Regions from separate parts of the Mus musculus genome. Here all the other regions are linked to region 2. The links are chromatin loops, found by intact Hi-C in ENCODE. Cell type or tissue: gastrocnemius. All regions are shown on one strand. Each heading gives the region's core, and the rest is flanking DNA. Links, peaks and the distances in the headings are about the cores only.

Region 1 (10,676 bases), core at 1,352-9,351, 170 kb before region 2:
GTTCTTCCAGGGAAGGGAGGAATGGGAAAGAGTCGGTGGCGGCGGAAGGGGGGTTGTTGGAGGCAGGCAAAAGTTGGATCAACTTGCAAGTTTGCAGATGAGGGGAGAAAAAGAAAGGCTGGCGCAGCAGAGCCCCCCCAGAGCCCATCTCTCAGCGGGGGCTGTCCCCTTGGAGACCCCCGGGCTCGCCTACCCGGCGGGCGAAACTCCGGGAAGGGCCGGAGGAGCTCACTTACTTCGGGGCTGAAGTTGCTGCCTTGGGCCCAGCCGAGGGAGGCGAGCGCCGTGCCAAGCGTGAGCAGGGGGAGCAGGAGGCTGCGGGAGGGTCGAGGGGCGGGAGACATGGTCCCCGGCGTCGGGGCGCCGGGCGGTGCGGGCTCCGCGGCGGGGCCCACGCCCTGGGGTCGCGCCGCCTCTCTTGGGGCGCCTTTGTCTTCTAAAGGAACGGAATGTGGATTCCTAGAGCGCGGTCGGCTTGGAGGTGAGGGAATTGCTCCTGGAAATGTCTGTTTGCTCTTCTCTTTTCCGTTTTTTGATCTTTCTTCTGCTTAGTCGGCGAACTGAGTTGGAAGCCCTCTCTGCTCTCCTTTGGTCCCTCCCTTCTCCCACAGCCTCTCCTCCGCCCCCGCCCCAATGCCCTCCTTTTTCGGTGGGGACGTGGTGTTTCAGCTCGAATCCAATTACAGCAGGAGAGAAGGGGAAAAAAAAGTTTGTCTTTTCTGTGGTGCAGGCTGCCATCTGCAGGGGTTGAGGCCGCAGCCGGCAACTAACTAGGAGCCTGGGTGTCCCAGGGGACGGGATGCGGAAGACTTTCTCTTCCTAAGCATTTTTTGGGTGGCCTGATTCCCGTAGTATTCAGCATGTCTCACTTGAGAGTGTTTAAGTATTGGGAAGCCCGATGGCTAGGAATGGTGGAGACATGAAGTCTAACTTGCGAGTGAGGAAGGTTGGGAGAAGGGACATTTACTAACAAGAGGGTTGTATGCTGAGACCTGTGGACAGCCTCCTTCTCCTCCTCTTGCCCCAAAGTTAAGACTGTAACAAAAGCCACATGCCCAACAGCCACCGCAATTACTTTGAATTGGGGGACCGACCCCTTTATTAATGGCTTTTACAATCTGGCTGTTCTATTAAGTGTGAACTGCCTGGGTAGGAAAGGGCTTCAAGGTCACAGGATCGGGGGAAGCCCGATGGATAGAAGTGGTGAAATTTGTTGGAAGAGGAAGGAATGGGAGGTAGGGTTTTGGAGTTTCCTTTAGTCTTTACAGTGGAGACAGTTCCTTCGAGCGCGCAGCTTCCGTGATGGCTGGGCAGGGAGAACAAAAGGAGAGGCAGACAGGGGAGAGGGAGGCCAGGCTGCGCTGGCTCTCCGAGAGGGAGACAGATAAGAGGTTGACAACTAGATATGGAAACACACCAGCAGTGGGACAGAGGCAGGAAAAGTGTGGGAGACAGAAAACTCGACCATCAGCGAAATGTAAGATCCAAGAATTGCATTTGGTCAGCGAGAGGAAGGCAGTGGGGAGAGGGAAGGAAAGCAAGCAAGGGAAGCGGTAAGGGAAGGGGGCAGGAATAAAGCCAGGTAGGAAGCTGCAGAGATCCACAGCTGCCAGCTTTGTGGTGGATGATGGGAGCCAAACACGGAGCACTGGAACGGGAACAAAGGTCCTTGCCTCCAGAATCCAAGGGAGGCTCACGATCAATACAATGAATGGTTGCTAGGTCATGGGCAGCGACCTTGTGTGTGGGGGTGGGGAAGCAAGGACCCTCTTTAACCTCTGGAACTTAAGTCTGATTATTACTCCTTCAGCAGAAGACCCCGAGTTTAATCCTTCCTATATCTGCCTTACAGTGTGAGTGTCTCCTGGACCATGTACCCAGATACTAGCTGCTTGTTAAGAAAGGGACTTCTAACAGGTATGGTGGCACATGGCTTTAAATCCAGACAGAGGTGGGAGGATCTTTGTGATTGCCAGACAACTTGGTCTACCTGGCCAGTTTCAGGACAGCCAGTGCTACCGTGAGACCATGTCTTAAAAAGGAAAAAGATCCTCAGGTGGAAAGACCTTTTCAAGAAAACATTAAATGCCAACTGTATGCATCTGAGCTGTGCATGGTCTCTTAGTGACAAGAGTATGAGGGTGAACCAGGGAAACTGCTGCTGCCCCTTTCTTCTCTCACAAAGCAGTTGCTTGTGGTTGATTAAAAATCCCAAGCAGGCCAAGTGATAGGTGGTGGTGTGCTTAGCTTTTGTTAAGGCTCTGGGCACGTTCTTCAGCACTAGGGGCAAAATGATCCCAGAGCAAGATCTGGCTGAACTGGAATGGGGAGGACTAAGGGCACTGGGCCAAGCCTGGCAGGCAGTGATTTTAAGGTCTTTTGCTATCAATACAAGTGGTGGGGAAAATGACTTGATAAAGCATTCAGACTATAGAAAAGAAAGCCAGAGAGAGTCTGGGAAAGTGGGGCAGGAGCTGCTTTTTATTGATTCGGAAGTGGGCTTCTCAGTAAAGTCCCTTTAGGTTTGAGATCATGTTCCTTCTTCCTTTCTTCCTGCAATTTCTGCTGCCTGAGCTTCCATGCCTGTATTCCAGCATCCATTTCCTGTGTCAGCAGTACAACTCGTCTCTGAAACAGACAGGAAGAGAGTAGGTGACATCTGGGGCTCAGGCATATGTACCACTGAGCAGGTCTCCCCCTCCCCCCCCAAAGCCAAGTGTTCAGCTGGATACTGATGCATCACGCTGACGGTGTGAAGCTGAGGAAGGTCAGCTGTTGGTTTCTGCAGAGTGCCCCGCTCCAGTCTTCCCTTCTCAGTCGTAGTAAAACATCAGCTTGGCCAGGTAGGGGGATACATCCTTTGATCCTAGTACTTGGGAGGTGAAGGCAGGCCCATCTCTTGTGAGTTTGAGGCTGGCCTGGTCTACATGCCTCATCGAAAGAAAGAAAAGGGACTGGAGAGATGGCTCAGAGGTTAAGAGCACTGATTGCTCTTCCAGAGGTCCTGAGTTCAAATCCCAGCAACCACACGGTGGCTCACAACCATCTGTAATGGGGTCTGATGCCCTCTTCTGGTGTGTGTCTGAAGACAGCTACATTGTACTCATATAAATAAAAATAAATAAATCTTTAAAAAGATAAGTTAGTTGGGTGTAAGGACTGGAGAAATGGCTGCTGCTGGTGTGCCTGCCTAGCAGGCAGGAAGCCCTGGATTTTATCCCATGCACTGCCAAACAGTAGCTCAAGTACAACACAACTTAAAACAGATTCTAATTTATGGGGCTGTAGAGATGGCTCTCTGCTCTTGCAAGGGACAAGGGTTCAACTCCCAGTAGCCACCCCAGAGCTCACAACCATCTGTAATTCCAGTTCCAGAGGATCTGACACCCTCCTCTGACCACTACAGGTACCACGAACACATATGATGAACATACATTGATACAGGCAAAACACATGTATATAAAGTAAAAATCAATCTTAAAGAAAATGAAGATAAATGATGATTTAAATTTTCCTCCTCCAGTCATAAACACAGCCTTTGGCAGAGTCCCAGCTACTCACTGCAAGCTTCTCCCTTTGAGCTTTTCTTCGAAGTTGGCCTTTCATTGGGGGTGCAGGGCGGCCATCTACAGACAAAAGTAAACAAAAGGCATAGTGTTAAATGTGGTCTGGGGATCCTGTCCAAACACTGGTGTGATAGGGATTGGAGAAGAGTAAGCCCCTAGCTCCACTTTTCCAGGTCACCCTGACTATGGTTGGTTGGGTGGATGCTGGCGTGCGTGAGGCTGTAGGTTCAGGGCCCAGTTCTGCTCATCAAAAACAATACTGAGGAGGATCCCAGTTCACAACCACAACTAAAACTCACCTAGCCTCAGAGGTGAGGTCCAACAGAATCACGAAATGACTTCATAGGCACGCTCTTCCTATCATTTAACCCTGTCATTAGCATGGACCTAGGGCCGTCTGCCAAGCTGAACTCACTTTTCTCTTCAGAAACCCTTCACTCAATGTGTCTCTTTGCTAAACTTCATCTCATTGTATAATGAAATATAGGGTTTTTTTTCTCCCTCACTCTTGATTTTTGAGGCAAGGTTTCACTATGTAGCCAAGGCTATCCCCTAGCTCTCAGTGCTTCTGCCTCGTGAGTGCCGATTGCAGGCATGCGTCACTACTCTCTTTTAATTTTGCTTTTTTTAAAGTTTTATTTTTATGTGCTTGGGTGTTGTGTTTGTATGTATGTCTGTGCACCATGTGGGTGCCTGGTAAAGGTGGAAGTGAAAAGATGACATTGGATCCCCTGGAACTGGAGTTACAAGCAATTGTGAGTCACCCTGTGGGTGTTGGGAATCGAACCCATGTCCTCCGGAAGAACAGGCACCGCATTTTAAAGGCATCCTTCAGTCCATAAGTTTTTTTTTTTTTTTTTTTTTTAAAGAGAAAAAGACTTCTCTGTACTGAGTCTGCCATTTCAGACTTGTAGGGATCTTCGGTGTTCTTTTCAGCAGCTTTTCAAAGAATTCCTTGTACATTTGCAAACGAATTGTCAAAATACACTCACCACACATGTGAGAGTTTTATCCTTCTGAGAGGATAAAAGTCATACATACTTCCAAGCCCAGAACAGCCCACGTTAGTATTTCCTTATACCTTCAGGATACGATCCTGACAGCTAACTTTCCTTAGCCAATTACTATTTCTTGATTGATACACAGGGTCTCATTCTGTAGTTCAGGATAATCAAGGATTCCTTACATAGCACTAACCTCACAGCAATCCCTCTGCCTCAGCTCTCCAAACCTAAAACCTCAGGGGTGAACTAACACCCGGCTACACAGTCAGGCAAAGGTAGAGCTGCAGTCCTCCAACTCAAGTAAAAGGTTCACTATTTTCCCAGACACGCCCCCAACCCTTACCCCGGTGGTCTCGGAGGAAAAAAAACAAAAACAAAAAACCCTTGACATCAAGGCTCACCCGCGAAGGACCAGTCAGGGAGCTCCGTGAGGGGCCCATAGCCGGAAGGGTTGGCAGCCAGCCCTTGCCTGGGTGGGGGAGACAGTGTGGGTGAGGACGCGGCGGGATACTAGGTCCCGCCGCGCCCCCGCCCGGCACGGCACTCACTGGAGTCGCCACTGGCCACCGGCCCGCGCCACTACGCTGCAGTGCAATCTCCGGACACCTAATGGAAGAGCAGGGAGTTAGAGGGCTGGTCGCCCCGCGGCTCCCGTGTCCCCAACCCCACAATCACTCACTGGACAGCCAGGTCCCTAAGGCAGCCATGCCGGAGCAAGGGAACCGGAAGTGGGCGTGGCCCCGGCAGCCACGCGGGACGCTGCCGGGAAAACCGGAAGCCGACATCTTGAATGTGGTTTTCAATCGCCGGTCCCACCATCTTGCGTTATCGTACGGAAGTGGGAGTCAGCTGTGGGCTGAGTGTTCTGAACAGGAGGAACTGCCCCGCGCGTGCATCTTGCACCCTCCGAGGTGGTTGAGATACCTGTGACCGAATCCTTCGCAGCTGTTTCCAAGTCCTTTCCCGGACGTTCTCCAGACTTGGGAAATTTAGGGTAACTCAGAAGTGTCGCATCCAACGAACCTCATTGTGCAGCCTTCTGCTTCATTTTAACGTTTGTTTTCTGATATGATCAAGTGTAGAACGAGTTGGAAAAATTTGGTTCTCATCCAACGGAGTCGAAGAAGTGGTGAATGGGTTAGGAGATTATAGGGGTAGCTAAAAAACAGTCCAGATAAGGCATTTGAGTCTAGGAAGACAAATGATCACAGACATGACTAATAGTGCAGCCCAGTGGTGGGAAGGGAAGTATATGTCATTTGCAAGACTATGTATGGAAGCACGGATCTGAGGACACTGTTAAACATTTTTTTGAGGAAGTTGTACTGGTGCCAGTTATTATTTTTTTTTTTTTTTAAACAAGGTCTCACCATGTAACTATGGTACTCAGTATGTAGCCTAGGTTGGCATCGAACTCATTGAGATACATCTGCCTCTGCTCCCGAATGCAGGGATGTAAGGTGACTCTGATTCTAATTTTAAACCACACATTCTCATGAGTTAGGTATACTTTTTGAGTGGATTAAACCTGGAAACTGAAGTGCTCCCAAACCAAACCTGTTGAATCCAAACATGATGCTACGATGGAGAATTACACACCCGAAGTCATGACGGAATTTTTGTCAAAAAAAATCAGGTGCACTAAGGGCTGGCGATGATGCTGTGGTGGAATACTTGTCTAGCATGCTTAGACTGTGGATTCATCCTTAGCATACTCAAAAATAACATTCAGCATGAAAGAATTTTATGCTTAGAATTCAGGTCCATCCCCAACAAACATATATTCAAATGTTCCCAAATCAGGCATTTCTGTATTAAGGGCCCAAGAGTTGGACAGATTCCCTGGTAGGCAGACAGATAAAAGACCATGACTAGATAATGATGAATTTCCACGATGTCTGGTTTCTTCCTCTCCTCCTAGCCTGAGACAAAAGCCTGGCAGCATAAAACAAAGAATCTTGTGGGCTTTCTCTCCCTCCCAGTAGATCTGCTGATAGACTGACTCCAGGAATTCAAGGCTGGATTGGTACATGTTCCAAGACAGTTGTGGGCCAATCAGCCATCCTTTTTCTCTTTAAATTTACCAACCCTAAATTAGGGGAGGAAAACTTCAGAGACTTAAAAACTCCAGCCTTGGAAAAGGACTAGATTTTCAGTCTTCTGAGTCCCCCTTCTTGGCTTTGCAAAGGCACTTTTCTCTGTGTGTGATGCATGTATATGTTGCTTCACCCTTCAATAAAGCCTTTCTTCAGTTGCTGATTCTGTCTGAGCTGTTTGCGATGTTGGAGATTTCTCCACTGCTACCTGTCACATCTGAGGATTTCCTGCCTATTAATTCTTTAGCTGACAGTAGAAACAAGACCGATCAAGGCCCGTGATGCTAACAATACCAAGCATTTCAAATAAAGGATATTCAACCTATAAGCTAGAGCTTCCTTTCTCCCCAGCACCTCTTTTGAGATAGGCATCTTGCTAAGTAGCTCTGGATGACCCAGTGCCTGCTAGGTAGCCCTGGCTGCCCTCAATGCTCCTGCATCAATCAGCCTTTTGAATACTGGGATTACCAGTTAGTACCACCATGCCTGGCTTGCTTTATTCTCTTTGGTATTTATTTTTGCCTTTGAGGAACTCCTTTTTCCTTCCTTTCCCTTTTTTATTTCCTCCATCTTTCCTCCCTAGCCTTTCCTTTCCCATTATGAGACAGGGTCTTGCTCTGTAACCCAGACTGGTCTAGAAACTCTTGAGTTCTTAGTTCTCTGTTACAGGATATTTGATTATTATACATTAGAAAACCTAATTGCTAACGAAATACAGAAGCTGTCAGATGCAGTTGGGTGTGTCCTGAAGGGAAGCAGTTAGGGTGTGCCTCTAAAAGTTTCAAATAGATAAGATACTAAAGAATAGGAAGTTTCACCTATTTTAAGGCAAATTTCTTTCTTTCTCTCTCTTTCTTTCTTTCTTTCTTTCTTTCTTTCTTTCTTTCTTTCTTTCTTTCTTTCTTTCTTTCTTTCTTTCTTTCTTTCTTTCTTTTTTTTTGGTTTTTCGAGACAGGGTTTCTCTGTGTAGTCCTGGCTGTCCTGGAACTCACTTTGTAGACCAGGCTGGCCTCGAACTCAGAAATCCGCCTGCCTCTGCCTCCCGAGTGGTGGGATTAAAGGCTTGTGCCATCACGCCCAGCCTAAGGCAAATTTCTTGGGAGAGGTCTTATGGTCTTTGCTTTATGACTCTAGGTAAAGTCAGCTGGATGGCTTCCTAGGCCCCTACTGACTTGACTCGGAGCCCCCTCGCTGTGAAGGTGTGAAGGTGACCTGGTTCAGCCTTCCTTGAGTGTGGGGCTAGAGACTTACTGCAGTTGGGCCTTTACTAGCTCTCTCTCTTGGCTTGGAAGAGCCTTAGTTAGGGACGGAGCTCCAGGTAAGAGGGATTTTCTCTGGGCTTAACCCCAGAGAAGCAGTTGTCAGGACACTGCAGTATTCTAGGGAAAAGAGCTCAGGAGCCCTCTTGGGTTTGGAGGAGCTCAAGAGAAAGGTAGCCTAGCTGGGTTGTCTGACAAAGATAGAGATTTCTAAGGAGCTAGCAGTTTAGTTGTAGGATCAGGCTCATAAGTAGATATTTTGTATATAGTTAAGAAAATAAAGTTACCTTACTGAGCTAGCAGGATTTTACCTGTTCCCACCTTCCATGTCTTTATTGGTATAAATATTAAAAAATAAATAAATATTACTGTTCTGAAAATATTTCAAGGGTGATAATGTAAGCCAAAATCCTTTATGGCAAGACTACATTGCAGGGTTGCTGGGCTAGATATAAACCCAGGCTAACAAGGGCAAGGCGAGCAGGAGTGGTGTGATAGCCTGTCTTCCGAGTGTATCAAGTCTCTCATTTCCTTTTGTAAGGATGAGGAATTTTTACCCTGGAAGTGTTTTGGAGTTGTGCTTTGGAAGAAGGGAAGGGTGGATCCTGGTTTAAGAAATAAAAACTGGGGACTGGAGAGATGACTTAGAGATTAAGAGCACTGGCTGGAGTTCAATGCCCAGCAACCACATTGTAGCTCACAACCATCTGTAATGAGATCTGGTGCCCTCTTCTGGCCTGCAGGCGTACATGCAGGCAGAATGCTGTATACATAATAAATATATCTTTGTAAAAAAACCAAACCGATAACAAAATGGTGCAGGATGGGACTGACCAAAAAAGACCAGACGAAGAACAAAAGGAAATTAACTGAATGCCGCAGATTGCATTTCTCCTCCCCTACTCAAAATAAAACAAGGGAGAGCAGGGCCCGGAGACCGCATGCGCTTGGGAGGTGGGAGTAAGGGATAAGTTCCAGACCAGCCTGTGATACAGAAACCCTGTCTGGAAAATTAAAACAAAACATACCACGAAGTTTATAAGGTGTGAACATAAGAGTACTACTATGACATAAACCCTCCTCCTTTTTTGAGATGGGGTCTCAGTAGCCTAGGCTTAGCTTAGAGGTCATTGTGTGATATAGGTTGGCTTCAAATTTGCAGTGATATCTTAGCCTGAACCTCCTCCTGCATGCTGAGACTCCATGTGAGAGCCAGCATGCCTGACCCCATCCCTTATTTTTTAAACTTGAGTCAAGAGTCTCGCTGAAGTTGCTTAAACTGGCCTAGAACTTTGTTTCAGTTCTAGGCAGTCTGCCTCATTTCCCAAATAACTCCCAAATAACTAGGAGTAGAGGCCTGGTAGTTTATTTATTTATTTATTTATTTATTTATTTATTTATCTATTTATTTATTTATTTTTTGTGTGCTCTGGGGTCTTGAACACGCTAGGGAGGGTCTCTACCCCTCAGCACCACACACTTGTTCTTCTTTTCTTTTTTTTTTTTTTTTTTTTTTAAATTTATTTATTGTATGTAAGTACACTGTAGCTGTCTTCAGACACCCTAGAAGAGGGCATCAGATCTCATTATAGATGGCTGTGAGCCACCATGTGGTTGCTGGGATTTGAACTCAGGACCTTCGGAAGAGCAGTCTGTGCTCTTAACCGCTGAGCCATCTCTCCAGCCCTTGTTCTTCTTTTCTAAAGATTTACGTGTATTGGTGTTTTGCCTATATGTATGTCCATGTACCATGTATATGCCTAGTGACCATGGAAGCCAGAGGAAGACATGAGATTCCCCTGGAACTGCAGTTATAGATCACATGGGTGCTGGGAATCAAACTAACTTCTACAAGGATGCTTTCAACTGTGAGTCCTTTCGACAGCCCCTTCTTTACCTTTGCTTTTCAAAGACATTGCTGCTGCTCTTGGCAAAGGACCAAGTTTGAGTCTCAGAATCACCTGTCACTCTTGCTCCACGGAATCCGACCTACCTAGCCTCCGAGGGCACCTGTACTCAAATGTGTACACACACACACAATTAAAATGAACACAAATCTTTAAAGCCACTTCTACACAAATAATTTCATATGCTTTTCTTACTAAACCTACAAAGGAGATTAGATAGCTCTGTATACTTTTCTTGAAGTTTTTAAGACTTTAAGATTGAAGCAAATGTGGCCATTGGAGTAGAAGGCCCAGTAGTAGGATGTATATTTGCCATGTGTGAGGCCCCAGTTTGATCTCTAGCAGTAAACACACACACACACACACACACACACACACACACACACACACACACGCACGCACGCACGCACGCACGCACGCACGCACGCACACACACACACACACACACTTGCACAAAATGCATGGGGTTACTTTTTTTTTTTTTTTTTCTGGAAGTGTCAGAATAGAGAAAGTGCCACTGTTTCCAAATGCATGTTGCTAAGCCTCTGGCCCCAAGACAGCACTAGAATCCCATAGTTTTCAGCTGAGAGAGCAGATATACCCTAAAAGCTTGAAGAATAGGGTAAGACTCAACGTTCTGCAGTAACAAGCAAGATAGCCTTATACTACCACCTTTGCTACGTAAGGGAATCAGGTCAGCAGCTCTCCCGTCTCTTGGTAGCTCACAGAATACCATCAGTTGGCAAGATCATTCAAAGTGATAGAAGTGTCTTTTGGGGAATAAAACATGGACAATAAAACATGCAAAAGTGGGCATGTGTGCCAGGAGTGGTAGCACTAGCTT
Region 2 (10,166 bases), core at 2,167-10,166:
TAACCCTCAACACTCTCCCAGCTCCGCAGCCTTCTCATCTCTCAGCGCTCCCGGGGCTCCTGAGCGCAACCCATCCCTCCCTGGAAGCCAACCTGAAAGGAAAGGCGGGGAGTCTGAAGCTGTCCGCAACTACAGACAGTCCCCGGATCCTGGCCCGGACAGATAGAGACAGAAAGAGAAACGGACAGGAGTAACTCACTGCTGCTCCAGATCATCAGCCATAGTAAACAAGCCCTGCCGGGTCGAGCTGAGCCAGCCCATCCCTCCGCTCGACGCCAGAACCAGCTGACCCAGGGAAGTATCGGATAACAAAGGGGGCGGGGCCGGAGGCGGGGCCTGGGTCGCTAGCGGGGTTCTAGCGGGCAAAGTTGGCAGACCAACCGACTCAGCACATGGACAGCAATCAGTTGGGTGCTTCCTTCTGTTTGCTCCCTCTGGCCTGCGTCCAGGCTGAACACTACGGTCCCACAAAAGTAGGCTCCTTAATCCGGATCACATCCCTTTGGGGGACAGTGAGGGAGACAGGAAGACAGGTAGTTTAAAACTCAAAGTTCCTCACTGGAATGCCACCAGCCCCGCCTCCACACCTCCTTCAATTAAAGAGTGAAGGAACTGCTTTGCCTCTTGCTCACGTTCTCAAGCTTCCCTCTGTATCTCAGGTCACAGACGCTTCATCTGCCTTGGTAGTCCTATGGAAATGGTTTAGATGTCCGTGGAGTCATAAGGGTGCTTCCTATAAAAGGGCCTCGGATATTGTAACCCAAGATTTCCCGGTTCCAGAAATACAAAAAGCATGCTGCCTAGTTAAATTTTAGACAGCAAAGTTTAAAGCTAAGTAGGCTCCCTGTAGTATTTGGGGCATCCTGTATTCACAGCTCTAAGATGAGGGGTGACACCTGTCAGCATAAGCATTTCTCTGTTCTGGGGATGTCTTGCCTCAACCTACTTTCCAAGGAAAAAGTAGCAGTATCCTGCTTCCTTCCATTCGGTGGACCTCCCAGAGGAGGGCCAGTTAAAGGCCTAACGCATAAGGCTGGGCGTGATTAGGTATGTGGATATAAGATTAAGGATGTGGGATGTGAAGTGACTTAACCCAGAAGTTTTGAGCACATTTCAGGCTGGCTCGGCAGAGAGGCGGGACACATCTTGAAGCTGGCTTCAGAATTCACTTGAAATGGCAAAGGGGGTGTGGCATCCCTGGAGCCGCTCCCTTTCTGATTATCCACTGCAGTAGTTTAATCATACTTAAGGGGAAAGAATCTACTGAGGACTCTCTCTCTCTCTCTCTCTCTCTCTCTTACACACACACACACACACACACACACACACACACACACACGTCAAGGTGTATGTGTCCTGGGTTGGCCTCACATTGGATGTGTATCTGAGGATGATCTGTGCTTCCGAGTCTCCTGTTTCTATCTCTGGAGTGCTGGGATTATAGGGTATTCTGCCAGGCTTGTTGATTCAGGATTGTGGATCGAACCCAGGGCTTTCTGCTTGCTAGCTAGGCACTTTAGCAGTGGAGCTATGTTCCTAGTCCTACAGTATTTTTCTTTGGTCTTCTTGAAAGACCGAAGAGAACCTGAGATTTATTCTTTCCAGAAACACAATGTTAAACTGATCATTATAAGGGTTTAAAGTTGAAGAGAACTGGAATTTTCAGAAATGTCCATCCATGATTTTAGCCAAGCTCAGTGGTCCCACAATTCACTATACACAGTCATTGGGTAGGCTTGATAACAACGCAGCCTCCTGATTGCCATCCTCAGAATCTAATTCAGTTAGTTTGGTTTGAGGCTAGAAAGCTGCTTTTTTTTTTTTTTTTTTTTTTTTTTTGCATTGAAGGTGCTGGTGTTCCAGAAGACACACTAGTTAAACAAATAGAACCCATGGCCAGAAGTCTGGGTTAAGTTCAAGTTCTTAGCTTTGTCATTTATTTCCTGATCTTGGGCAAGTCATTTTGTCTGGCTGCTGCTGCTTCTGGAGTGTGTGGCTTGTGAGAATTCACTAAGGCAATTCAAAGAAGATTTAGCATATGTACTTTAACAATGATGTATCTTATGTCCAAAGCCAAACATTATGTTACACAAAGAATCCAATGATAAAAAGAAAGGAAGTCATCTTTTTTGGTGGTCCCCCCCCACAGACTCCCCAGGCTGGTTTTGGAGAGCTGGCAACTATGTAGTCAGAACTTAGTTCAAACTTCCCTCCTTCTAAAAGAGACCCCCATCATCAGGGCACCACATGACTTTAGTTTATTTTCCTCAGAACACCATTTTAAAAGGCTCTTGCATAATCCATACTCATTTGCCCCTCCTCCAGAAATTAAGTTTCAGGGGGGAGTCTTGTCTGTTTAGCACCCTGCTTTGCTCCCTGCCCACAGCAAGGTATGTGCTTGGCACTTGGTGAATGCATGGACAAGCAGGCTAGTAAGCATGCCTGGCTGACAGAATGAAGCATTAAGTGCTAAGAATGAAGTACTAAATTCTGAGGGTACTAAGTACTAAGTAGCTGACAGAATGAAGTACTAAGTTCTAGGACAACAAAAGCTCCCATAATCTGATAACCTATAAAATGTGGGTCCTTTTGGGAAAGGCTGATCAGGTGCGACTGGTATTAGGACTTTAGATTCTAGAACATATATGCAGAGAGCATTAGTATTCTGTCTCCACATGTTCCAAATAAGCGTTAGCATAGTTGTTTAGAAGGAAGAATTTCAAGTATATGGAAAATGTTCTTTATAACAAAAGTTATCCTAAGGTATTCCCAGAATTGATATAACTCAGGATTGAGTAGATCTTCTAGAATTATATACAATGAAATGAACTCTTGGTACCTACTCTAGACAGGCCTCTGGAGAGAAAAATGTATTCTCCCCTTCTTATCTTGAAGTCAAGACACATATGGAAGAATATATCCTATCTTAAAAACATATCTTTTAAAACATACATGATTTGATACAAAAAGAGTACATAAAGTACTGTACTTTTTTTTATTTTTTTTCTGGTTTTGTTTTGTTTTTGTTTTTTTTTTTTGAGACAGGGTTTATCTGTGTAGCCCTGGCTGTCCTGGAACTCACTCTGTAGACCAGGCTGGCCTCCAACTCAGGAATTCACCTGCCTCTGCCTCCCAAGTGCTGGGATTAAAGGCGTGCACCACTACTGCCGGGCTGATAATATAATTTCTTAGGAGAAAGAATGGAAGAATCACAGAGTATGCCCCCTCTACTCTCCCATATCTTATATTGTGGAGCACCTTAGTAATGAAGCCTCTAAGGTCTTCTCTGACTTCTGATTTGACTTAAAACCCAATGTGTCTTTGCCAGTCATCAGATTTACAGTGCTAGCATCATCTTTTGCATGCCCAAAGTATTGGAGCTTTGCAGTATGGCCGAGTTTTAATTATTTGGAGAAACAGAGGTCGTTCATGTCAGAATGAATAATTGTTAGCAAGTGCAAACATCTTCTGGGCATTTATCATGGGCTCTGGACTTTGCTGCTTAATGTTTGACATTATTTCATTTAACCCCAACGAAAACAGTGCTGTGATTCAGGTATTGTTATTTCCATGTCATGGAGATGGAAAATGAGACCATAGTGGCATATACCTGAAATTTCAGCACTCAGTAAGCAGAGGCAGGAGGATTGCAAATTTGAATCCATTCTGGGATACATAGTAATTTCCAGGCGAGGCTACATAAAGAAACCTTGTCAAAAAGAACACAAAGAAGGAAAGCAAGAATTAAATGTTAAGTGATCAGTCTCAAGTTAAGTAATTAGTAGTATGTAGAATCAAAGTTTAACACCCTCTTTGTCTGACTCTGGAACTTGAACTTTTATCTACTATCCCTCTGCACATGAGCTTTTTACACATAGTAATGTTCTGACTCACACTACTCAAAACCAATGACCGTATGAATCCCTATTGAGAGTTTAGTTATGTTCATATACTGAACACAAAACAAAACTTTTCCGTATTGTTAATTCAGGTAGCTGAGAAAATCTGGAGTTCAGAATGGCTTTGTCTTAGAATGAGTATGCTTGTCTCAATAAGTGATGTCTTGCATTGATTCTGTCTTCCTAGGGAACTCCTATGAAGATGTTAATGACAAAGATCAAAGGCTAAGACACTTCTGGAAGGTGCTGGGATGATGGCACAGGAACTTCTGGAAGAATTCATTACTGGATAATTAGAAACAGCCAGTTAGCCCATTTGGCCTTAAGTTGACGACCAGAGGAATCTGTTCTACTTGTGCTGAGACAGGGAGAAGGGTTCAATTGCAGATGCATTTCATATTATGTGGAGTAGGAACCCGTCTGGTTATCCTTCCACATCCCACCCACTCTACAGTAACACAAGAGCACAGAGGCTACATTTCTAGGAGTGCAAACTTCTCTCTTGTGAATATGGATTTACCTCTTTTAACAGACTAAGGCTTTCCAAAGACACGAGTGATTCACTGGAACCTGGGCAGGGCTATTTACGTCTTATTGGATTGTGGCGCTAAGTGTTTCCGGGCTAAATACAGATAACAAGCGACAGTAGTTCAGTTGCGGGTTTAGAAATGCTGCTCAACTAGTTAGGCAGGGCAGTTGGAAGTGTCTTAAACGCTGAAATGAAGTACCGGATTCTATGCGGGTAGACTTTTTAACTGAAAGATGAGATACTAGGTTTAGAAGGTCGGGTTATTGTGAACTTGTAATGGCAGTGCAAACCAGAAGGCAGAACTTAAGTTTTCTTCAGCTAAAACGCTAAAAAGCAGTTAATTGTACTTGTTAAAACCTCAAACTTTCAATTCTTTTTCTATAAAATGATTCAGAGGATCAGGTTGAAACAAATATGCTCTTTGGAGCCATTCAAGGAATATTATAACAATACCTGTTGTACAATGTCAGTTTGCTGCTGATCCTGACCCTTCACTCTACGCACAAGTGACTATCTCTCTTTTTAGACAGTGACTGATTAACCTAAAAATTCCTACAATATAACTACAGCTATTGGACCTCCTTGGTACTCAACGAGCGTTTGTTGAATGAATGAATACCTGCTGGCTTAGGTTCTTCGTGGGGCCCAGATTCAGCCTTCCAGTTCAGGATCCTGTAGAGGTCAACCCTCTCCCGCCAGTGTAAACCGGCGCTTGGCCCGTATAAGCATAGTTCTCACTGCGGAGGAACTTGACCTGCTCTAATGATCGGTCATAGGCATCTGAAGATAGAGCTTTTAAGAGAATTAGGGCCAGGCAGGTTAAGTCCCTGGACCGCCAGCTTGGTCTCTAAGCAGATTCCCAAGCTAGACCACTGAGGGGGATCAAAGAGAGCCGGAACTCTCTGGGAAGCGTCTCTGTCCGCTGTTAAACCTCTCCCCTTGTTCCGGTCACAAATCTCGTCGCCAGAGCAACAGAGGGCGTCAACAAACGCAGGGCGGAAATAAGGCTATAGTACACGTCTCCAGAGGGGGAGATAGGCCCTGCGCAGGAGCATTAATTTATTTCCGTTTGTAGTTCTCAGTCTGGGTATGCAGCCTGTGTCTGCGCATTAATTGTGACGCACCAAGGCTGGCCTTTACGCCGGAGCCAATTGGCCCGCCGGTGTGGGCGTGGCTAGGGCCCGCTAACGCGCACGCGCGAGCCACATCGTCTGTGGTCGTCCGGTATCCGAAGTCCCCGTGTTCGTCATGTCGGCGTCTGTGGTGTCCGTCATCTCCCGGTTCCTGGAGGAGTACTTGAGCTCCACTCCGCAGCGGCTGAAGTTGCTGGACGCCTATCTCCTTTATATACTGCTGACCGGGGCGCTGCAGTTCGGCTACTGTCTCCTCGTGGGCACCTTCCCCTTCAACTCTTTCCTCTCTGGCTTCATCTCTTGTGTGGGCAGCTTCATCCTAGCGGGTAATGATTCTGTATCCTGGTCATAATGTCCCACTTTGGCGCGCAGCTTCGTCCTCACGGTACCCTTTGGTAGTTTGTAGAAGGCCGTCGTCTGTGAAGTCACGCTTACTTCTTGGGATCCAGGAAGCAGGCTCAGAAATGTCACGTTTCTAATGCCTAACAGGAGTTGAAACTGAATATGTAAAGAAATAGTCTTCTGGTGTTCGTCGCAATTAATACTTCTCTAAGGAAAAATATCCTACCTTGATGAAACTTTAACACAAATTTAAAGTTGGTAGAGCTTTAAATTAAAATGCCAAGCTGAGACATTTCTATCACTTTGGCCTAATCCCTACTTCATCTAGGAGAAGACTTTGGTGATAGTATAGGAATATAAATATTAGTGACTGCTTGTGAGGAGGCAACCCAATTGATGCTGGCTTTTTAGTTGCCCCTACTTATTTCTGTGCATAATTTATGTGCTTTTTCTCTTTACCCTCAACTCAATTTTTATTCACACAATTGTGTATTAGCTCTTCTTTCTTCTACACATTTAATAACCTTACAGACTTCCAGGTTTAATGAGGATTGCCGCCATGGATTTCATCTGAAGTCTGACTTTTCTTGCCCCATGGAACTGAGAGAATACTGGGAACAGGTTTGGCTTAGGAATGTTACTACCAAATGTATCATGGTCAGTCAGCAGTGTTTTGGGGGTTTATTAGCAATTGTTTTCCTCAGTGAATTACAGCTGGTTTGGGCAGAGACAAAATATAGCATTGGACTTGTCTGGAGACTTGATTTAGTGTCTTAACATAAACCTCACGTCACATGTACACATTCACATTGCTAGGTCAGGCCCACTGGGAACAATTTTACTTTTCAGAACTTAAATAGGCCCCAGCCGACTTGTGCCCCAGTCAGAGCTAGAGCTGCAAAGTCAGCTTATTCAGTGGTCATCATAGTGTCTTTGGTTTTTGGTCCAGTTTCTGGAGGCTACACCCTAACCATCAGGATATGTTAGCACCATTAGCCAGGTCTGACAAACCTCTCTACTGTGCCCAGTACTGTTCCCGACAGAGAACAGTAAGAGGCTGAGAACCTCTTACTTATTTAGCCTCTGGTTATGGAAGTGTAGGAACAGAGTGGGGCTAACAGCTGATTTAAGTAAGGTCTCTCCTGTTGAAGCCACCCATCTTCACAAGCCTCTGAGTTAAGTCCTGACTTACCAGAACTACATAGAAAAAAAGTGATTTGCTGGAAAGTTAGGTTAGTGCGCTCACACTCTCTCTTTCATCCCATCTGTCTTTCTTTTTTTTTTTTTTTTGGTAGATGACTTTTGCTTTTTTTTTTTTCTTTTAAAGATTTATTTACTTATGTGAGTACATTGTAGCTGTCTTCAGACATAGCAGAGGAGTGCAGAAGATCTTATTACAGATGGTTGTGAGCCACCATGTGGTTGCTGGGAATTGAACTCAGGACCTCTGGAAGAGCAGTCAGTGCTCTTAACCACTGAGCCATCTCTCCAGCCCCAGCCCCAGCTTTTGCTTTTTTTTTTTTTTAATGTTCTTTTAAAAGTATTTTTGTGAGCATCTTTGTGTGCATATAATGTATTGTAAAGTGTCATTATGTGTCAGTGTGCATGTGTGTGTATATGGAGGTTAAAGAGCAGAAGTATTCATTGGCTAGACTGAACTGGCTGGTGGATAGAGAACTCTGGGGAGGGAGTGTCTTCCTGTTGTATGGTGTCTTGTCTGCCTCTCTCCAACTCTCTGCAACTCCACAGTTAAAGATGTGCCAGCAAACCAGGTCCTTATGCTTTGAGGCAGGCACTTTACCAACTGAAACACCTCTCCAGCTCCTAAGTCCTGTTTTTGTGCCTGTTGAGGCTGAAATGATCAGGTTTCAGTGGGAGGTATATATATGGCTTGTTATTGACTAGACTGCTTAGCAAAGGAACACTGTTAGTAGTGAGGTCATTATTAGGAGTGAGGGCATTATTAGTGAGGACATTATTAGTGAGGACATTATTAGGACATTATTAGTACTGAAGTCATTATTAGTAGTAAGATTGGTGTTAGTAGTGATATTTACAAATCTTTTAGGTAACAGGGAATAGGGTGAGAGAAATAAAATTGGGTTTAAGGAAAAGAAAAAGTTTCTGATAATTCATTGTTGCTGAAGAAAGTTATCATTTGCATTCTCTTCCCTTCAGTGAACTCAGGGTATTTTGTCACTGAGCTAAATTCTCAGATCCATTCATCATCCACCCACCTATCCATCCTTTCTTTTTTTTTTTTTTTTTTCCTTTTAATTTCTTTTTTTTTTTTTTTTGAGACAGGGTTTTAATGTGTATCCCTGCCTTGCTGGAACTGTAGATTGGGTTGACCTTGAACACAGAGATCAGTGTACCTCCATGTTCTGAGTGCTGGGGTTAAAGTTGTATCAGCAGCCTGGCTGCCATGTTTCTTTTGACAGTATTCATTTTACTAAGCCCAACTTCTTTTACTAGGCCAGATCATTGCCTGGTAACTTGTTTGGCCTTCGCTCACATTGTTGAGACAGGAGACCTCAGGCCTGGTGTTTTTGACTTTTCTGTGGTCTTTGGGAAGAGACTGGAAGGGGCAGCTTTGGTGAGGGAGGTTATAGGAAATTCTGGGGGAGGATTTTGAAAGACCAAGTGGCACTAATGCTGGAGCTTTGGCCTGTTTCTGTAGGAGATCATCTGAGAATTAACAGTGACAGCACAGGCAGATAGATGGCTCAGTGGGTGAGGGTCCTTGTCACCAAGCCTGAGCATCACCTGAGTTTGATCCCTGGGGCCTGGGTCGGGAGGAGAGAACCAACTCCTGCATTCTTCTCTCACCTCCACATGGACACACTCACACTAAGTAAAGCGTAAATAGCATGCACACCTGCTGTCCAACAACAGTTCTCTTTTTGGAAGTGAAGGGGCAGACTTGAAGTTGATGTTAGTTGCATGTCCTGGGGGAGGGCCCTCTTTGGATTGAGTCTCTCCATGCTTTTGGCTGGTTGTTTCTTTTGCATGTACATTTGCTCTTTAGAAATTGGTTAGGACACTGTAAATGAGTTTAGAATGCTGGCATCAAACATCTGAATCCTGAAAAGACACAATGCTGTCTTCTGTTTCCTCATGGCTGGGTGGCTTATTCAGGGTCTCAGGAAGGGACTTGAGGTGAGAGGGCACTAGGGATGGGCTTGTTCAGCAGCGGATAGTGTAGTAGGTTTTTAGAGGACCTCAGGGAAGTCATTTTCCTTTCTCAGCCATGCTCAGCAGCTGTCTTTTATCTTCCTGTTAGCTATCACTAGAGGAGGAACATCTGTCGAGTCAGAGTTAACATTCCAGTGTTGGTAGTCTTTGTAGTTTCCTTTTGTACCTAGCTGGGATCTGCTCATCTCAAGAACTGTTTAGGGAGATTAAGTGGCAATTAGTTAAGTCTGTCTTTAAAGTAAGTCTTACTAGGCAGACACGCCACCACTGAGCCTCGTCCCTAGTCTGTGAAGTCATTGTTTTAAGTTACTTTACAACTTTGGTTCGTCCGTACTCAAGCTTAGGAAACAGTTTTATGGGCCGGAGAGATGGCTTAGTTGGTTAGAGTGCTTACAGCGGTGAGTTCAGATACCTAGCACCAATGTCAGAAGCTAGGCATGGTACCTATGCCTATAACCCCAGTGCTGGAGTGGGGGTGGGAGGCGCAGGGCAGTGTCTAAGAGGATTGCTGAGTCTTGCTGCCTGCCAGCTCAGGTTCAATGAGAGACCCTGTCTCAAAGGAATAAGGATGAAAGAGAGCAGGACACCCAATGTCCTCGGCCTCTGAAAGTATGCACACACAGGCACGTGCATCTGGACACACGTGCACACACGCCACACACACATATACCACATTCATGTCTCTGTCTCTCACACACACACACGACGACATTTACAAAGTAAAGTTTTAGTACTCGCAGTTAAGAAATCACAGAGGAGTTTGCATTTGAGAGACACGGAGACTAACATGGAGTGTTTTTTGTCTCAAGGAAGCCATTGGCTTATGTGGACTGGGGTGGAGCTACTTTAGGGAGTGTCCTTTGATCTTTGGATTCCTCTCAGCTACTGTCCAGGAAATTGGGAGTTTGCCAACTTCGTGGCTGATTGTCTGGTTTCTAAATGTCCTATCCATCACTTTTTTATTCTCGGTGTCTCAGGCTGCTTCCTAGCTTTGCAGCCCGTGCGTGGTATCTCTTTTAGCTTGATCTGATTTGCACGCCTGATCATGTTACTTAACCAAATTTGTCT
Region 3 (10,676 bases), core at 957-8,956, 840 kb before region 2:
TTGGCTGCGGAGAGGTAAGTGACAAATGGCTTCGAGTCAGAGGCTGCGGCCTGGGGAGGGGCAGTGACAGCACTGATGAGCCATGTCCCCTAGGTTTGCTCCCAGCAAGCGATGGCACATAGACACCATCCTGCACGTGCTGACCACGGTAAGAGGGGGCCAGGCAGGGAGTCGGGCAGGAGTTGGCAGAACGCTGACTTGGCCACATCCACCCCTCTCCAGGCAGGAGCCCATGTGAGGGATGACGCAGTGGCCAACCTGACCCAGCTGATTGGAGAGGCCGAGGAGCTGCATACCTACTCTGTGCGCCGTCTCTACAGTGCCTTAGCAGAGGATATCTCCCAGGTATCACTCCTGTCTCCCTAGGTCCAGCTGGCCAGCCTTCTCAAATTTGAATGCTTTTCCCCACATGCGGAATTGACAGAAGATGGCCAAAGACCAAGCCCACCTTTACTTAAGCTTCTGTCCTGCCCCTGGTGACTACAGGCTGCATCTCCAGATAAATAATTTTTATTTCCTTTAGGCTCCATGTCCTCAACTTTCTAGAATGCCTACCTCTCAGGCTGTCTTTGAGATCACATGAGATATATTAAGTTTGGCACATACAGTCATTTATATTATTACCTTCAGTGTCCAGTGGACTAACAGGGGCCACCCTAAGATATCCATAACTCCCTTTGTCAACTTAAGTAGAGTAAGTAGAAACCATCCCTGTTTTCTTATGAGAGCCTCTCAGGGCTCTGTCATGTGGTCAAGCCATGTAGTTCTGGTACTCGCCCACCAGAGGGCATTAGTAGCCAAAAATGCTAAGATGGAGCCTGCTACCAAACTTAAATTTCCCTCCTCTACCCTGCCAACCCAACCTTCTTTGCCCTGCAGTAAAGAGACATCGTAGGGTTTAGAAGAGGGGACCTCACCCCCTGCCCCAACCCCAAGACCAGCCCCTCAGTGTCTCATCTCCCATCCAGCAACCACTGGTTCAGGTGGCAGCCTGGTGCATTGGCGAGTATGGGGACCTCCTGCTGGAAGGTAACTGTGAGGAGACGGAGCCTTTTCAGGTGAGACCTGAGGAGTGAGTGATACCCTGGGGAGGATTCTCCAGGACAGACATGACCTATTGTCCACACCTGAAGGTGGAAGAAGAGGACGTGCTAGCACTGCTGGAAAAGGTGCTGCAGTCCCATATGTCCCTGCCAGCCACTCGGGGCTACGCCATCACAGCCCTCATGAAGCTGAGCACCCGACTCCGGGGAGACAACAAGTAAGAAGGGAGCTCCCGTCCCTTTAAAGATGTCATTTCCGCCAGGCCTACTAAGTCCCCAGGCACGCATCCCTCTCCCCGCCTAGCCTTAGGAATCTGCTTTTGAGCCACATATATCAGGGGTCTCCTTACTCTGTGAGGCCTCTCCCTTCCCTCTCATCCTGGAGTGGAAGAGCAGGCCGACCGCCACTGCCTCTCACAGGCCACACGGTGGCCCAGTCGTATTCGCCAGGTGGTGTCCATCTACGGGAGCTGTGTGGACTTAGAGCTGCAACAGCGGGCTGTGGAGTATAACACACTCTTCCAGAAGTACGACCACATGAGGTGTGTCCTGAGGCCTGCAGGTAGAACTTCAGACTCTCTACTCCCAGGGCGCTCTTCAGAGCCTCTCTTGGGGGGGGGGGGGGGAACGACTCACCTCCCATCCATAGTGGATGGCAAGCTGGTTTCCCATCCTCATCTGTTGTCGGAAGACCAGCAACTGGCTTCCTGTCTTAGGAAGCCAGGACGGCACTTGTGACCCTGTGTGCCACCGCCCTGTGTCCTTGGTCTTCTTCCCAAATGCTTCTGTGAGAGCATGTGCTTCATACAGGAACCCTTGCGTTCCATCCCTTCAGAGCCGCCATCCTAGAAAAGATGCCTCTTGTAGAGCGTGGTGACCCCCACGTTAAAGAGGGAGGGAAGGAGAAGCAAACGGAAGCCCAGCCCTTGGAAGTGACAGCCCCTGCCCCCACAGAACCCCAGGTGAGGAGGTGGGAGGACCTGGGTAGAGAAGACTTATGTGGGTGTTCACACCCTGCCGTGACCTCCTGCCCTTTTTCCCAGGCCACCAAACTCTTAGATCTACTGGATCTCCTGGGTGACACTTCAGAGCCTCTCTCTTCTGGGCATGCCCAGCATCTTCCTCCTCAGACTCCTTCCCCAGGGGAAGCCTTAATTCATCTCCTTGACCTTCCCTGTACACCGCCACCCCCAGGTAGGCCTCAGCTAAGGGAGAAACATTATAGAAGTGGGGTGGAAATGGGTCTTTTCTCTCTCTGAGCCAAGGATAGGGACACCCATCTCAGTAGGCAAAGGTCCATGGCGGTCCCATCTTTAATGTACTTGTACTTCTCACCCCAGTCTGCAGGCCTGTTTCCACTCCAGCCTGCACTATCACTTCCCACTGCCCACTCTATTGGTCTCTTCAACTCCCCAAAGCCTTCCACCTCAAACCCTTAACATTTCACGTTCTTTACCCAACACCAAAAGGACTGCTACTAGCGGATACTACTCACTCTTCAGCTAAATGCCATCTGTCTACCCTCTCCTGTTTAACTTGGTTCATCACGGCCATGATTATCTTGTATTTCGTTCGATGTTTCTCTTTCCCCAACTAGATGGCCAGCCCAAGCCTTAGCTTGTCTACTTTTATCATTAGATCCGGGGCAGCTGCAGGGTCAAGACTGGCTCACTCCATTTTTACTGGCTGAGTGGCTGGGTGTTTTATCTTAAGCCCATGCACTGAGCTGCCTCTCTCCCTTCTCCAGCTCCCATCCCCAGTGTCAGAGTGTTTGAGCGTGAGGGCCTACAGCTGGATCTTTCTTTCATGCGGCCCTTGGAGACCCCTGCTTTGCTCTTAGTCACTGCCACCACCACCAACTCCTCAAAGGAGGATGTTACCCACTTCGTTTGCCAGGCAGCTGTGCCCAAGGTTTGAAAACAGTGGGGTTTAGCCAGGTGTGATAGTTGGTGCCTGTAATTGTAGAACTTAGAAACCTGAGGCAGGGGGACTCATTGTTTGAGGCCAACCTGCCTTAACATAGTGACTTTGAAGCCAATTTGAGCTACACTGTTTCAATAAAAGAAAAAAAAAAAAATAGCATTCAGAGGTAGCCAGGGAATTTCAGGAGAAGAGGCCAGAAAGAAATGGAGGAGGGTGGGAGGCAGAGTATAATGGGAAAGGAGTGATTGTGTTATTGGGGTGTTATCCAAAAATGTTTGGGAGCCACGGGATGTGGAGGACTGCCTGAGCCCAGGGGCCTTACAATGCTCTGCCCAAATCTCCCATGTTCAGAGTTTCCAGCTGCAGTTACAGGCCCCCAGTGGGAACACAATTCCAGCTCAGGGTGGTCTTCCCATCACCCAGGTCTTCAGAATCCTCAATCCTAACCAGGTGAGTTGTCAGACGCTGCGGGTAAGAGGGACGAAGCAATAGGAGACCTGACCCTGGTCTCTGCTTGCCTGTTTTTAGGCACCTTTGCGACTTAAGCTGCGCCTCACCTACAACCACTCTGGCCAGCCAGTACAGGAGATCTTTGAGGTGGATAACTTGCCTGTGGAGACGTGGCAGTAACCGACTGTGGTCAGTGTCTGGCCTGGGTGTCTCCAGGCTCCTGGTGTTCAAGGAACGGAAATAAAGACCCACGTAAATGGCGAAGTAAACTTTATTTAAAGGCAAACTGAGCGTACAAATTAGAAGTGCTCTGTAAACGGGTGATGACCACAGTCTTAAGAGCCCAGGGCAGTCACCCGGTGTTCCTTTAATAAAGTCTCAGGGAACGAAGGTGTTAGCTGTGAAGTGGCATAATTTGAGTGATTCTCTGTTTTCATTGACAGGCTTGGATTCTGTCAGCCTTTCTTCTCTGTGCGTAACCCTTCCCATGATGCAGCTGACTTTAATCATAAGCTAACTCATTCTGCACAGGCATAGGACGGTCCATAGGGAGTTCTCCTCAAAAGGTCACCCAAAGATCACAGGTTACCCCAAACCCGTTTAGGCCTAATCAGCTCCCTACTTTGGGGTATGTCCTAAAGTGTTTGAATAAAACTGTCCACAGAAGGGGAGTTTTGATGGCTGCTGGGGAAAGAGAGATTTACTGTCTGAAGTGGGCTCTAAGTGCTACTCGATACAGGCGGGGTCCTGGCTGCACTGTTAGAAGAATGTGTGTGCATGGTGCGTGCAGCTGAGGGTCCTAAGATGCCAAGTGGCAGTGAGATGAGAGGTGTGCATAGCTCAAACCAAGTGGAGTTCCAGGCTGCTAACCTGTTCCCTAAGCTTGCCTGCCTCATAACTGCCTCGGCTCCTCTCAAATCTTTCTGCACCCTCAGCTTGGGACACAACCCTGAGGGCCACCAGCAGGTGGCACTCAGACCCTATATTTGTCAAGGCAATATAGAGAGCCTGCCTCCTCCCCAACAAATAAAGTCTATGAAGCGTGAGAAGGGAAGAGAGGCCTGTTTTGACCTAGTTGAGAGAAAAAAAAATGTGTTAAGAGCAAGGGTGGTGCCTTCTCCACAGGAAGTATGACTTCCTGAAACCCTAGGAACCGGTCTCAACAATGACCATTTTCTTTCTACCCCTCTCTGGGTTGGAGAGCAAATGTTCTCTCTAAACTGCCACACTGAGCACTCTACCCTCCCGGCACAGCAGCAGGCCCTGAATTTCTAGATCCCTTAAGGAGTTCCTAACCTTTTCCCCACCTTCTTGCTCTTCCCTACACCCCAGGGCAGGGAAATCCCCGCTGTTTCCCCTCATCTCTAACTCAGCTGTAAGGCGGCTTCAGAGCCTCTGGCAGAATCAATGGCATCGACCAAGGGAGGGGGGGGTGGCAAGGGATTTTCCTGTGCTTAACTACTGATCACGGCTAAGTGGAAATCCTATAAACACGAGCGGAAATCAATGGAGGCTGCTTAGCGGCCAGGGGAGAGGGGCGGCCCACAGATTGCATCTGACGGATGAGGGAAGCAGCCAGGGAGGGCTCCAGGAAGGATAGCTCAGAGTGGGCGAAAGACCAGGCAGAGCTGGAGGGGAAAGTGGCTCCGTTGTAAGGGAAAGGAGCACCGTGGGTCCGGATGTGAATGGCGGCTTCAGAGTTACCTTCCCTTTTGGAAAGTGAACGCTGTTGTCAGGATGCTGAGTCCCCTGTGGCCTCACCAGAACTGGCTGCTTCTAGCAGGCGCTGATAGTCCAGAGGCCTGAAGCGCTGTAGGTATACCATGAGCTTGGCTGGTGCCTCCTCCTGTGCTGGCACTCCTGCGGGCAAGAGGACAATGAGGAAAGAAGCAGGTGGAGCCCTCGGACATGCTTCGGTTCTGTTCCCTGCCTACCCAGCCAGGACTCCAAAGTCTGCAAGGCAGTACTAAAAATCCAGAGGCCATCAGGGCAGTTTCTCCAACCCACCCATTCCCTGCAGAAGTGAAAACCTCCCTGCAAAAACCCACTCGGGTTGTGTGGCTGGAAAGCCACCCAAGCGCCTCTCCTCCAGCAATGAGAAATGGTAGAGAAGCATCCTGTGCCACGGAGACAGGGGAGCCAACTCACTTCATTTATTACCGCTTTCTCCCAATCAAGATTCAAGCCCATCTAGGCAAGCCAAAGCTCATTAGCTTGGTAATGGAGCACAGGCAGCGGAGTACAGAAGATAACCAAGTGCTATGGGAAACAGAGGAAAGCAGGGGCTGTGGAGTGGCGAGTGGCGTTCACAGAACCTCAACTCTAACGGCCTGATGCACACATCGCTAATGGACAGCAGCCTGCTGACCCACAGCAGGGAAACTCCACGGGTGGTCTCCAAGGAGGCTCAGCCCTCCAGGGCTGTCAGGCCCAGTGCAGTGCACAATCTCAGAAGTGTGCAGATGAGCTATTTCAGAACTAGGCATGGAAACAGAAACATCTGACAAAGAGTTCACCACTGCCCCCGCCCCCCATACCAGTGTCATGCTCAGCCAAAAGCATGGACAACGAGGTGTGGCTACCTACACCTGTAATGCCACAAGCTTAAGGCCTTTCCTGGGCTACATAGAAGACCACAGAAAGAGCCAAGGGAATAATAACCATGTAGGAAGTTGAAAGAGAAAAGAGAAGTTTGTGGGAAGGATCAAAGCAGAGACCTAATAAATAGAACTAGGAGAATTAAGTGATAACCAGGATGAAGATTGGGAACCGGGAAGAATAAAATCCAAATTAGCTACTAAAGAATTGGAAAGGATTCTTATCAAAGTGTAAACAAATTAGATTTTCAAGAAAATCTCTACAAAAAACAAAAAACAAAAGCACATAATTAAAAGGTGCCACATGCCTTTAATCCCAGCACTTGGGAAGCAGAGGCAGGCGGGTTTCTGAGTTCGAGGCCAGCCTGATCTACAGAGTGAGTTCCAGGACAGCCAGGGCTACACAGAGAAACCCTGACTCGAAAAAACAAAACAAAACAAAAAACCAATTTTCCTTACAAAAATGATTTCCCTCCACTCCTCTATGGCTCAGTAAGGACCTGCAGTGAGGTTAAGTGAGAAAAAAGGACAGCCCAAAGGGCCTGCCTGTCTTCCTCACCCACCATGTTCCTGAGCATAGAAGGGCCTGCCTCCCTCCCCCACCATGCTGCGCACACAAAGACCTGTCTCCCTCACCAAGCATGCTACTGACGGTGATGATCTTCTCTAGGGCAGCCGGGACTTCAGCCTTCTCGTGCACCATGGCCTCTACCTCACCCACAGCATAGCCGAAGTCCGCTGAATCCAAGTCTATTGTGAGCTGAGGCTCCTGTCCATGGGCTCCAGATAAGGCCAGCTTCCAGGAGCTTCGCGTAGTAATAAAACTAGCCACCTCCTGCAGCTTCAGCGAGCCCAGGACAGCAGCCACACCTGCAGGCTTCTGCTCCCCAGACCCGAGCAGTTCAAAGAGCTGGGCCACAATCGCAGCTTCCGATGTGACTTCCACATACTCATTGTGAGGTCCTGAGACACCTGTTACTCCAGGACATTTGAGCTCCCATCCACTACCTTCTCGTTGTCGCAGCCAGTGGTCAGACAGCATAAGGCTTAACTCAGAGGTATCATAGTATGTGTCTCGGAAGGTGACCCGGTGCTCCAGGGTGGCCCCCAACTCCTGCAGCCTTTCCTCCGTGTCAGGCCCTGGAGCGAACTTTCGCTCCACTTCAATCAAGCCCTGGGCCATATTAACCTGCAACCCTGTTTGCCAGGTATTCACTGAGTGCTCAAGGTGAGGACTAGTCAGCAAAGACGGACTAGTCCTGGATCAATTTAAGATGCATATACACTGTCCCAGAGCTCTGCTCCAGGTTCACAGGGCTCTACTTGGAGGTCTCTGCGGGCTGCAACAATGGTGACAAGTCTCCAGTTAAATCCTACTACTGATAACCCAAAAGGCTCCCTAGCAAACAGGCCGTAATGCTGATGACCTATCTTCTCGCTACACCTTGCTACCCAAGGCCAGTGATTCACTGCCCAGGATGATCTGCCATTCTTCGCCTAGCACCAAACAGCGGTACCTCGGGACACTCTTCAAGACCCCAGGGTCTCCTTCTCCCGGGACCCGGAAGTGGGGGAAGGGTGCCCACGCTACACCCGCGAGGAATGCCGGGAGCGGTCTCCGGCTCCGGACCTTAGTCCAGGCTCTTTACGCGCGAGACCGGTCCCAGCACTAGCGGCCATATTAGACCGGTGTGGCGGTGCCGATGACAAGCTAGGCCTGAGAGGTCTGTTAGGTTACGTGCGACCCAACCCGGTGGGCAAGAGAAGAGAGAGCTTCCTCTTGCCCGCTGTTCATCCTGCATTTTTCCTGGAGCCCAGGAATCGGCCAAGATCTCGAGCCTTAGCGTGAGCCTGGCATCCTGGGCCTGGTGCATGATGGGAGATGTAGTTTCCAAAGGACCACCTCACCTTTCCTGCCCACCGATCACTAAGGAAATCAGAATTAGTTTCAGCAAGCGGGACTCTACCTCAAGCTCTACAGGAAGGCTTTTGGGGGTGGCGAACGGGAAGAGTAGTTCCCAACCCCTCCCAGTGTAGACAGTGAATGCGACTGATAAAACACAAGCTATGGCTCCCCACTAAGTGGGGAGTTGTAATGGTTAGTGGAGTAATTCAGTGGTCACTTGGAATATTTTTTATAGTTGTTTTGTCTTTTGTTGCTTCTTGTTGTTTTGACACAAGGATCTCATGTAACCCAATTTGACCTGGAACTCCTCATTCCTCTTCGAGTGAGTGCTGGGTTACCTGTGTGAGCTGCCATGCCCTTACCTCTATCCTGGGATTTTCGAGAGGATAAATGGGAAACTTTCTGTCAATGGAGGAAGTGATGTTTTGAATGTGAATTAGAGATGTAATGGGACAGCTGGAGTGATGGATGCTCAGCACTTAAGTACACTTGCTGTGCTTACAGAGCTGGGATTACCTTCCCAGCACTTAAAGCGCAGGTGGCAACCTCTTTAACTCCAGTTACAGCGGGGTTCTTACGCCCTCTTCTGGCATCCTCCTGTACTGTACTACAGACAAAATACTGGTACATGAGAGTGTATGAGAGAGAATGAATGAATGAATGAATGAATGAATGAATGAATATGGTGGGATTTCTGGAGACCTAGGTGGGAATAACCGCCTGGGTAAAAGCCCAGAAACTAGCTACAGCACCTAGCCAGTATCTAAGCTGACGATGGCTTGAAGTGCAATTGAGTGGCGGGTTGAAAAGCCATGAGTGAGTGGCAGACTCAGTTCAACAGTCGCGGAGGTGGCATTGTTGGGAGTACGAGCAGTAGACAGGCAGAGTGCTGTGCTGCTGCTGGTTTCCCACCATCGGGGAAGCTGAGGCAAGAGGTGACAGCTTGCGGAGAGCCTGAGCTACAGACTGACTTACAGCCCCTCCTGGGCCAAGAGTGAGACAGGCAGGGAGCATCATGGGAACTTGGCACTTACAGACATGGCATTTTGAGCTTAGGAAGGCATTAAACAAACTCCTGCTTCTGGTCTATGGGTTGGATCTTATAGAACACAGAAAATACCAGTGCTTCAACAAGACTGAAAAGTAAAGCCAAGGATCTGAGTGGGGAGGGAACAAGTCCGAGACCCCATCTCTTCTCATTAGCCCAAACCTCACCCGTCCGTCCTCTTTTGTAGACCCACTTGCTCCTGGCCATGGTACAACCACCCTCTCCCGCTTCAGTTATATGAGGATTGAAGAACCAGTTACAAACTTTATTTACTGTTACATGGTAGAAACTCAAAATATTGGTTTCATAAGAAAATATGCCACGCAGCAAGCTTGGGCTCTGGAGACCACTGAGGGTTTACATCATGGGACTATTACTTATCGGCCATGCAATCTTGAGCTGGGAAACCTTATTTTCCTCTAATATAAAATATAAAATAAAGTCCTGTATACTCTGCTTTACAATCTTTTTTTTTTTTCTAAGACAGGGTTTCTCTGTGTAGCTCTGGTTGTCCTAGAACTCATTCTGTAGACCAGGTTGGCCTCAAACTCAGAGACCCACCTGCCTCTGCCTCCCAAGTGCTAGATCAAAGGCGTGTGCCACCACGCGCAGCTTCGCTTCAGAATCTTAAAATTTAGAATATAAAACACTGATGAGCTGTTAAGGAGAAGGAACCAAAGCCTCCCATCTCCCTTCCCAACACTGAGTTAAGAACACAACAACACTGAGAGAAACACTATGAAACTGCTATGAAACAGAATGTTCTAGTAATCAAACGGGGGGGGGGGGGACGATAAGACTAGAAGAAGGGAGTGAAATAGGGATGAACCTCCTGAAGGCTCTGCGAAGCAATAGTGCTTTAAAATAAAACAACACCCAGCACTTGGGAGGTAGAGGCAGAAATCTAGTCTATAAAACGAGTTCTAGACAGCCAAAGCTACCCATAGAAGCCCTGTCTCGAAAAAAAATTTTTTAAATAAAAATAAAACACACTTCTGTAAGCAGGATAAAGAGGAGGGAACAAGAGTTTTAAGGGACCTGCCCTTTTTGCAGGCATAGGGTAGACCTACTGCCTGAGTCAAGGAAGAAGCCTGTGGATATGGACGGTCTGCCCCGCCCTGAGATCTTGGCCCCCACCCAGGTCCCTGCGTCCTGGGACACCGGTTGACTCCGCTAGCTGTCTATAGAGGGCGGACACCTATAGACTACAATTCCCAGTATGCATTGCGGCGGGCGGGTCGCTGCACCTGCTCAGTGGGGCTGCCCCGGGCGCCTGGGTATTGATTATTCCATTGTGTGGGACGCCTTGGCTCCAGCCAGTGAATGAGGCGGAGGAGTGAGGGCTTGAAGGAGGAGGGCGAGGAGGAGGAGGAGGAGACAGGGAGCAAGCCAGTGCCCAGGGTGAATCAATGGAAACCCACTCACGAAGCCGGGAAAACACTTCAGCCGCAGCCAAATAGCATTGATTATTTTCTTTCACTTCCCTCACCGCCGTGAATTTATTTATTTTTCCATCTCCGTCCCTGACGCCCCGGAGCGAGCGCTGAAGGGAGGGAGGAGGAGGGGCAAAAAAGGAATCAACACATCGGAGAAGTCCCTTCCAAGAGCCGCCCCCTCCCCTCCCCGCCTCGCGCTGCTTGGCGGCCGCGGTTCGACTCCCGTCCCTGCTTCCAGCTGAGGTGTAAGTGCATCGATTTCCGATGCTGCTG

Evidence for each region. A loop is a pair of places that touch in the nucleus more often than their neighbours do. Peaks named below come from ENCODE experiments on the same cell type or tissue, not always from the same donor. Only the 100,000 strongest peaks of a DNase experiment are listed, where the experiment ranks them.
Region 1: it touches region 2 in a loop (2.5-fold over the local background); 7 of 42 quality-filtered maps call a loop at or near these places.
Region 3: a loop joins it to region 2, with 4 times the contacts of the local background. A loop is called at or near these places in 2 of 42 quality-filtered maps.

What each region holds. Positions count from the first base shown.
Region 1 is chr14:54,421,534-54,432,209 of GRCm38, reverse strand. Mrpl52 (mitochondrial ribosomal protein L52) reads right to left here and starts at 5,301. Exons shown (of 5, transcript NM_026851.2): 1 at 5,250-5,301; 2 at 5,119-5,176; 3 at 4,972-5,039; 4 at 3,562-3,626; 5 at 2,460-2,628. The coding sequence starts at 5,277. The coding sequence ends at 2,482. It overlaps Mmp14 (matrix metallopeptidase 14 (membrane-inserted)), which reads right to left and starts at 612. Exons shown (of 10, transcript NM_008608.4): 1 at 237-612. The coding sequence starts at 344. In gastrocnemius, for the core only: a CTCF peak has its summit at 8,667 (motif pointing left); DNase peaks (open chromatin) are centred at 1,366, 2,333 and 5,315; H3K4me3 peaks cover 2,413 bases; H3K27ac peaks cover 1,626 bases.
Region 2 is chr14:54,249,353-54,259,518 of GRCm38, reverse strand. It overlaps Dad1 (defender against cell death 1), which reads left to right and starts at 5,590. Exons shown (of 3, transcript NM_001113358.1): 1 at 5,590-5,887. The coding sequence starts at 5,677. Abhd4 (abhydrolase domain containing 4) reads right to left here and starts at 236. Exons shown (of 7, transcript NM_134076.3): 1 at 200-236. The coding sequence starts at 222. In gastrocnemius, for the core only: no CTCF peak of the experiment used is centred there; a DNase peak (open chromatin) is centred at 5,581; H3K4me3 peaks cover 2,625 bases; H3K27ac peaks cover 1,948 bases.
Region 3 is chr14:55,091,980-55,102,655 of GRCm38, reverse strand. It overlaps Thtpa (thiamine triphosphatase), which reads right to left and starts at 7,872. Exons shown (of 2, transcript NM_153083.5): 1 at 6,650-7,872; 2 at 3,661-5,276. The coding sequence starts at 7,196. The coding sequence ends at 5,149. Ap1g2 (adaptor protein complex AP-1, gamma 2 subunit) reads left to right here. Exons shown (of 22, transcript NM_007455.5): 12 at 1-14; 13 at 94-148; 14 at 223-345; 15 at 969-1,058; 16 at 1,134-1,261; 17 at 1,481-1,585; 18 at 1,879-2,005; 19 at 2,087-2,237; 20 at 2,791-2,954; 21 at 3,318-3,416; 22 at 3,495-3,821. The coding sequence ends at 3,596. It overlaps Zfhx2 (zinc finger homeobox 2), which reads left to right and starts at 10,608. Exons shown (of 10, transcript NM_001039198.1): 1 at 10,608-10,648. In gastrocnemius, for the core only: a CTCF peak has its summit at 4,371 (motif pointing right); DNase peaks (open chromatin) are centred at 986, 4,375, 5,784 and 7,681; H3K4me3 peaks cover 1,854 bases; H3K27ac peaks cover 1,895 bases.